Linked DNA regions of Homo sapiens: region 2 is linked to region 1. A link is an interaction called in ENCODE POLR2A ChIA-PET data of the cell type or tissue named here. Cell type or tissue: GM12878. All regions are shown on one strand. Each heading gives the region's core, and the rest is flanking DNA. Links, peaks and the distances in the headings are about the cores only. Region 1 overlaps GNB4 (G protein subunit beta 4). Region 2 overlaps ZNF639 (zinc finger protein 639).

Region 1 (3,033 bases), core at 219-2,718:
AATACTATTATCATAACTACCAAAATTAACAGAAATTATTTAATATCTAAAACCCAGTAGATTTTCAAATTTTCCCAACTCTTCCACCAATGTCTTTTTACATCTGATTTGTGCAAATCCAGATCCAATTAAGAACTATATAATACATTTAGCTATGTCTCTTGTCCCACCATCTAGAAGTATCCATCTCCTGCCTGCTCTTTTGCACTTTCTGACATTGACTTATTAGAGAAACTAAATCATCAGCCAGGTGCAGTTGCTCATACCTGTAATCCCAGCTCTTTGAGAGGCCGAGGCGGGTGGATCACTTGAGGCCAGGAGTTCGAGACCAGCCTGACCAATATGGCGAAACCCCATCTCTACTAAAAATACAAAAAAATTAGCCAGGCATCTTGGCAAACGCCTGTAATCTCAGCTTCTCGGGAAATTGAGGCAGGAGAATCGCTTGAACCCAGGATGCAGAGGCTGCAGTGAGCTGAGATTGCGCCACTGCACTCCAGCCTGGGTGAAGAGTGAGACTCTGTCTCAAAAAAAAAAAAAAAAGACTAAATCACTTGTCCTACACAATGTACCCCAATCTGTTTACTTCTTATGGTACTGTTTAACTTGTTTATCTTCTATACTGATTGCTTGTAAACTGGAAGGAAGTTAGATCTACCGGCTAGATTATATTCAGGTTCAATATATTTGGCAAGAATCCTTCCAGGTGATGCTGTGGACTTCATACTGTAGCACATCAGGATGAACTTAATGTTTCTTTGTGCTACTATCAGTGAAGCTAAGATTCCTCAGTGTGTTCAGCTGTTAACAGCTTAATTTGTCCACTGTGGAGTTATAATCCCTCACTCTCATCCAGCAAACAATCTGTGGAGAACCTTTCAGTTTCAAGTGGGTCTTTTCCACCAGCAGCTAAATAGGCCCAAGTCCCTCCCTTAAAAAGAAAAAGAAAAAAGAAAAAATTCCTTGACTCCACATTGCACCATCACTTACAGTCCTTTTTCTTCCCTTCACCAAGGACTTTTAAAGAGAACTGCCTACACATGACCCCACTTTCTCACATGAAATTCTCAGTTCTCAAACCTCATGTCCAGCAGGCTCCGGCTATGTTTGGGCAGGCATGATGGAAAGGGAGCGTAGTTATGAGGCAAGGGGCTGAGAAATGTTGCTAAGCTGCAAAATCAGAACCCTTGTGATGCCTGTGCCAGACAACCGCAACCTTTCTTTGGATGTCTAAAAAGAAATGTCAAAGCTGCCCTTTTTTCCCCTTTCCTTTTTGCTGCTAAAAAGAGGAACTAACTTTTCACTCTTTAAAAAAAAACACAACTGATTCATTTTGTCACTTGGGAGAGAGAACATTCTGATTACACAGATTTTTGGGTGATCTTTTCTTCTCAGCCAACAACTGTTGGATTCCTGAGAATACCAATAAAGCATGAATCTAGCACAGACCAATAGATTATAAACTACTCTAAGACAAACCTAAAGGCTGACTAGGGTAAAAAAAGGCCATAGGATGCCCCAGGTGAAGCCTAATATGGCAAGTCCTAGTAAATATGTTTTGAAGGTAAGGATCCAAAGTGGCCAAACTGTATTGACATGTGTGTACACAATATGACTATAAAAATTTTTAATTCTTGGAAACAATACTATTACATCAGGTATAGTTTAGTAAGTAGCTCCCTCAGGCTGTTTATCAGAAGCATGCGTAAATTCAGGGAAGGGCAGGTTTTTAAGGACACATTTTGACAGCAGAAGAGAAAGTCATCTAACCACTTGCCCTCCTGCAGTTCCTTTACATCCATAGTTTAATAAGAAACAGAAATCAGGGAAGTGGCAAAAGGATGTCTGAAGCTTTGTGATGTGAGGAAAAGAAAAATATGGAAAGTGGAGGGGGGGTGGAAATTGGCAAGACAGTCACCCACTACTGAAGAAATCCTCCATTGGGTCTTAGCCAGGCGGACTAACTGCAGCATCAATTAATTCAGTGTTCCTTAAAGTTTAAAATAATCAAGAGCCCAATCTGAGAAGGCAGTAAACCAAAAAAATCATTTCTCACTGATCAGACTTTTCCTGAAATAATGATAAAAACACGAAGTGATTACAGACAGAAAGTTTTCCATCTACACTAGTTATAGGCAAAACAGAAAATTGAGTGGGACTTCTCCCAATAACACAGATCTGATAAATGAACCCCAAAGATGAAGACAAACAGGCATCAAGCATGCTATTTAAAAAAAAACAAAACCCAAAAACTTTCAACATAGGGGAGCAGAATCTCCCCAAAGGCTTACCAACAGTTCAATGACCAGCTGTACCCTCCACCCCCACCACACAGACACATCCACTGCTGACAATTTTTATAATTATTCCTATATATGAGAAAACTGGGGAGATGAGAAAAGATCAACTATAAGAGCTAGCAGCTTCCAGCTGGGCATGGTGGTCCACGCTTCTAGTCTCAGCCACTCAGGAGGCTGAGTGGGGGGATCGCTTAAGCACAGGAATTTGAAGCTGCAGTAAGCTACAATCACACCACTGCACTCAAACCTGGGAAACATTTTAAAAAGAGACCCTGTCTCTAACGGTGGAAAAAAAAAAAAAGCAAGCAGCTTCAGTTGGGTAAACACAAGGTATCTATGATGAGAACATAGATACCTCAAAAGAACAAAACACCAAAAAAAAAAACAAGTCACAGACTGAGAAAAGATAGTTGTAAGCTAAAATTCAAATAATGAATTAGCATCTAGAATTTTTAAAGTAATTACTTCAAATGAATCATTAAAAAGACTAACAATCCAACAGGAAAATGTGCAAAGATATGAACTGGCAAACCACAGCAGGAAAAGCTTCAGAGGACCACATACAAATGAAAAGACACTCAACCTCAGGAATCAGGGAAATGCAAATTAAAATAAGATAGAATGTCATGCCTATTAGATTAATAACATTTTATGTCTCAACCAATGGTTAGCAAAGTTGTAGAAATGGGACATATTCAATGGGACAACTCTTGGGGAAGCAATTTGGCAACAT
Region 2 (2,584 bases), core at 85-2,584, 97 kb before region 1:
CTGTGAACATGAAACTAATGATCCAGAAGACTTGCATAGCCATGTGGTAAATGAGCATGCATGTAAATTAATAGAGTTAAGTGATAAGTATAACAATGGTGAACATGGACAGTATAGCCTCTTAAGCAAAATTACCTTTGACAAATGTAAAAACTTCTTTGTATGTCAAGTATGTGGTTTTCGGAGTAGACTTCACACAAATGTTAACAGGCATGTTGCTATTGAACATACAAAAATTTTTCCTCATGTTTGTGATGACTGTGGGAAAGGCTTTTCAAGTATGCTAGAATATTGCAAGCATTTAAATTCACATTTATCTGAAGGGATTTATTTATGTCAATATTGTGAATATTCAACAGGACAAATTGAAGATCTTAAAATTCATCTAGATTTCAAGCATTCAGCTGACTTGCCTCATAAATGTAGTGACTGCTTGATGAGGTTTGGAAATGAAAGGGAATTAATAAGTCACCTTCCAGTCCATGAGACAACTTGATTATTCTCTTTAACTTACAGAATGTTAGTTTAAAATAATAAATTCATCCTTTTTTTGGAGATGATTAAATGGATGATTGTAAACACAACTTATGAAATCTGCCTTTAACAAGTAACTTTTTTAAATTATAAAATTTTATTGGCATTGCTCCATTTTCTGTATATAAATATATCTTTAATGTGGTATTTTCAATTGCGTGATAGTTTGTAGTTTCAACCACTCTTGGTGACTGTCATCCTGTTTCTTCCATATTCTCTGATTTCATGAATTGAAAAGAAACAAATGTATTGAAGAAGTGAGCTACAGTTTTCCTTCCTTAACCATGGGTGCTAGTAACTTTTTAAAACTCAAGACAAGATTAGTTTTTTATGTGTGAAGTCATTAAATTATTACACGACCAGAACTAAAATGCAATATACAGTTAAGTCCACGGATACTCCCATTAATGAGAAATAACACTAGGAAGCCACTATTACAGGAAGAAAAGATTTGGTTTTCATGGCAGTCTGTTTTTTTAAAAAAAAATTTTTGAGCCACTATCTATTGTTGAATATTTTAAGATGGGATGAGGGAGGAACTAATAAGGGCTTACACAATAAAAAATAACTATATCATAACTCATTCATAACTTGATGTTTCATTTTCTGTTGAGGAACCATAAATTCATTCACAGACTTAATATTTTTTTCTTAGAGATGGTCTCGTTCTGTTGTCCAGGATGGAGTGCAGTGGTTGATCATAGCTCCCGGGCTGTAGTCTCCCAGGCTCGAGCAATCCTCCCACTTCACCCTCCTGCATAGCTAGGACTACAGGCATGTGGCACCATGCCCGCTAAGTTTTTAAATTTCTTGTAGAGATGAGATCTCGCTATGTTGCCCAGGCCAGTCTCAAACTCCTGGACTCAAGCAATCCTCCCACCTTGGCCTTCCAAATCACTGGGATTATAGGCATGAGCCATTATGCCTGACTCTTGCCCAAATTTCTGATGTCAAATTGTTCATTGACAGAAAACCCACTGAAGTATTTAAAGTTAGGAAGATCTGGGAGATAGGGGTTGCTGGCATGAAAATGTATAACTTACAACATTTATTAATAAAATGATAAATTAGCATCAATATTAGTTCGTATGGCTGCCATAACAAATTACTACAAACTGAGTTGCCTACCTAGCAGAAATTTATGGTCTCACAGTTGTGAAGGCCAGACATTCAAAATGGAGTTATTGGCAGTTGGTTCCTTCTGAGGGTTGTGGGGGAAGGATCTGTTTCAGGTCTGTCCTTGGCTTGTAGATGGATAGCCTCATGTTCACATGGTGTTCTCCCTGTGTGCAAGTCTGTCCCCCAAATTTCCTCTTTTTTTTTTTTTTTTTGCTTTTTTAATTTTTTGAGACAGAATTTCACTCTTGTCGCCCAGGCTGGAGTACAGTGGCGCGATCTCAGCTCATTGCAACCTCCGCCTCCCAGGTTCAAGTGATTCTGCTGCCTCAGCTTCCCAAGTAGCTGGGGTTAACAGGCGTCAGCCACCATGCCAGGCTAATTTTGTATTTTTAGTAGAAACGGGGTTTCACCACGTTGGCCAGGCTGGTCTCAAATTCCTGACCTCAGGTGATCCACCTGCCTCAGTCTCCCAAAGTGCTGGGATTACAGGCATGAGGCACCGCCCCAGGCCAAATTTCTTGTTTTTATAAAGACTCCAGTCATATTGATTGGATTAGGGCCCCTCCCAATGTCCTCCTTTTAACTTAAAGACCTGATCTCCAAATAAGGTCATATTCTAAGGTGCTGAGGTTTAGGACTTCAACATATGAATTTGGGAGGGAACACAATTGAGTAGCAGAGTCTGAAACAGCACTATAAAGAAGATAGAATTATATGTATCATTGCCCTCAAATTTAACAAGCACTGCTAACATTATTTTTTAGGTTTATTGATATAAGTGGAAGATCAATTTATGACCAATGATTTTCCCACTTCAAGAATTTAGTCTGTTTGGACAATGGTGGCTGCAAGTATTCTTAGAAGGTATTATTTTTATCCCCACTATTTTGTTGTATGTGCATACCTGTGTTCCTAGCAACTCACATTCCAT

The links. ChIA-PET counts read pairs that join two places held together with the same protein. Peaks named below come from ENCODE experiments on the same cell type or tissue, not always from the same donor. Only the 100,000 strongest peaks of a DNase experiment are listed, where the experiment ranks them.
Region 2: POLR2A ChIA-PET joins it to region 1 with 7 read pairs; 2 of 35 experiments call an interaction of 5 or more read pairs at or near these places.

The regions. Positions count from the first base shown.
Region 1 is chr3:179,431,031-179,434,063 of GRCh38, forward strand. All of the region lies in intron 1 of GNB4 (G protein subunit beta 4), which reads right to left. Among named protein-coding and RNA genes, the nearest start is that of GNB4, 19 kb to the right of the region's middle. RefSeq lists an enhancer at 1,237-1,296. In GM12878, for the core only: no CTCF peak of the experiment used is centred there; a DNase peak (open chromatin) is centred at 1,221; H3K27ac peaks cover 305 bases.
Region 2 is chr3:179,333,927-179,336,510 of GRCh38, forward strand. ZNF639 (zinc finger protein 639) reads left to right here. Exons shown (of 6, transcript NM_001303426.2): 6 at 1-2,584. The coding sequence ends at 496. Among named protein-coding and RNA genes, the nearest start is that of ZNF639, 12 kb to the left of the region's middle. In GM12878, for the core only: no CTCF peak of the experiment used is centred there; no DNase peak of the experiment used is centred there.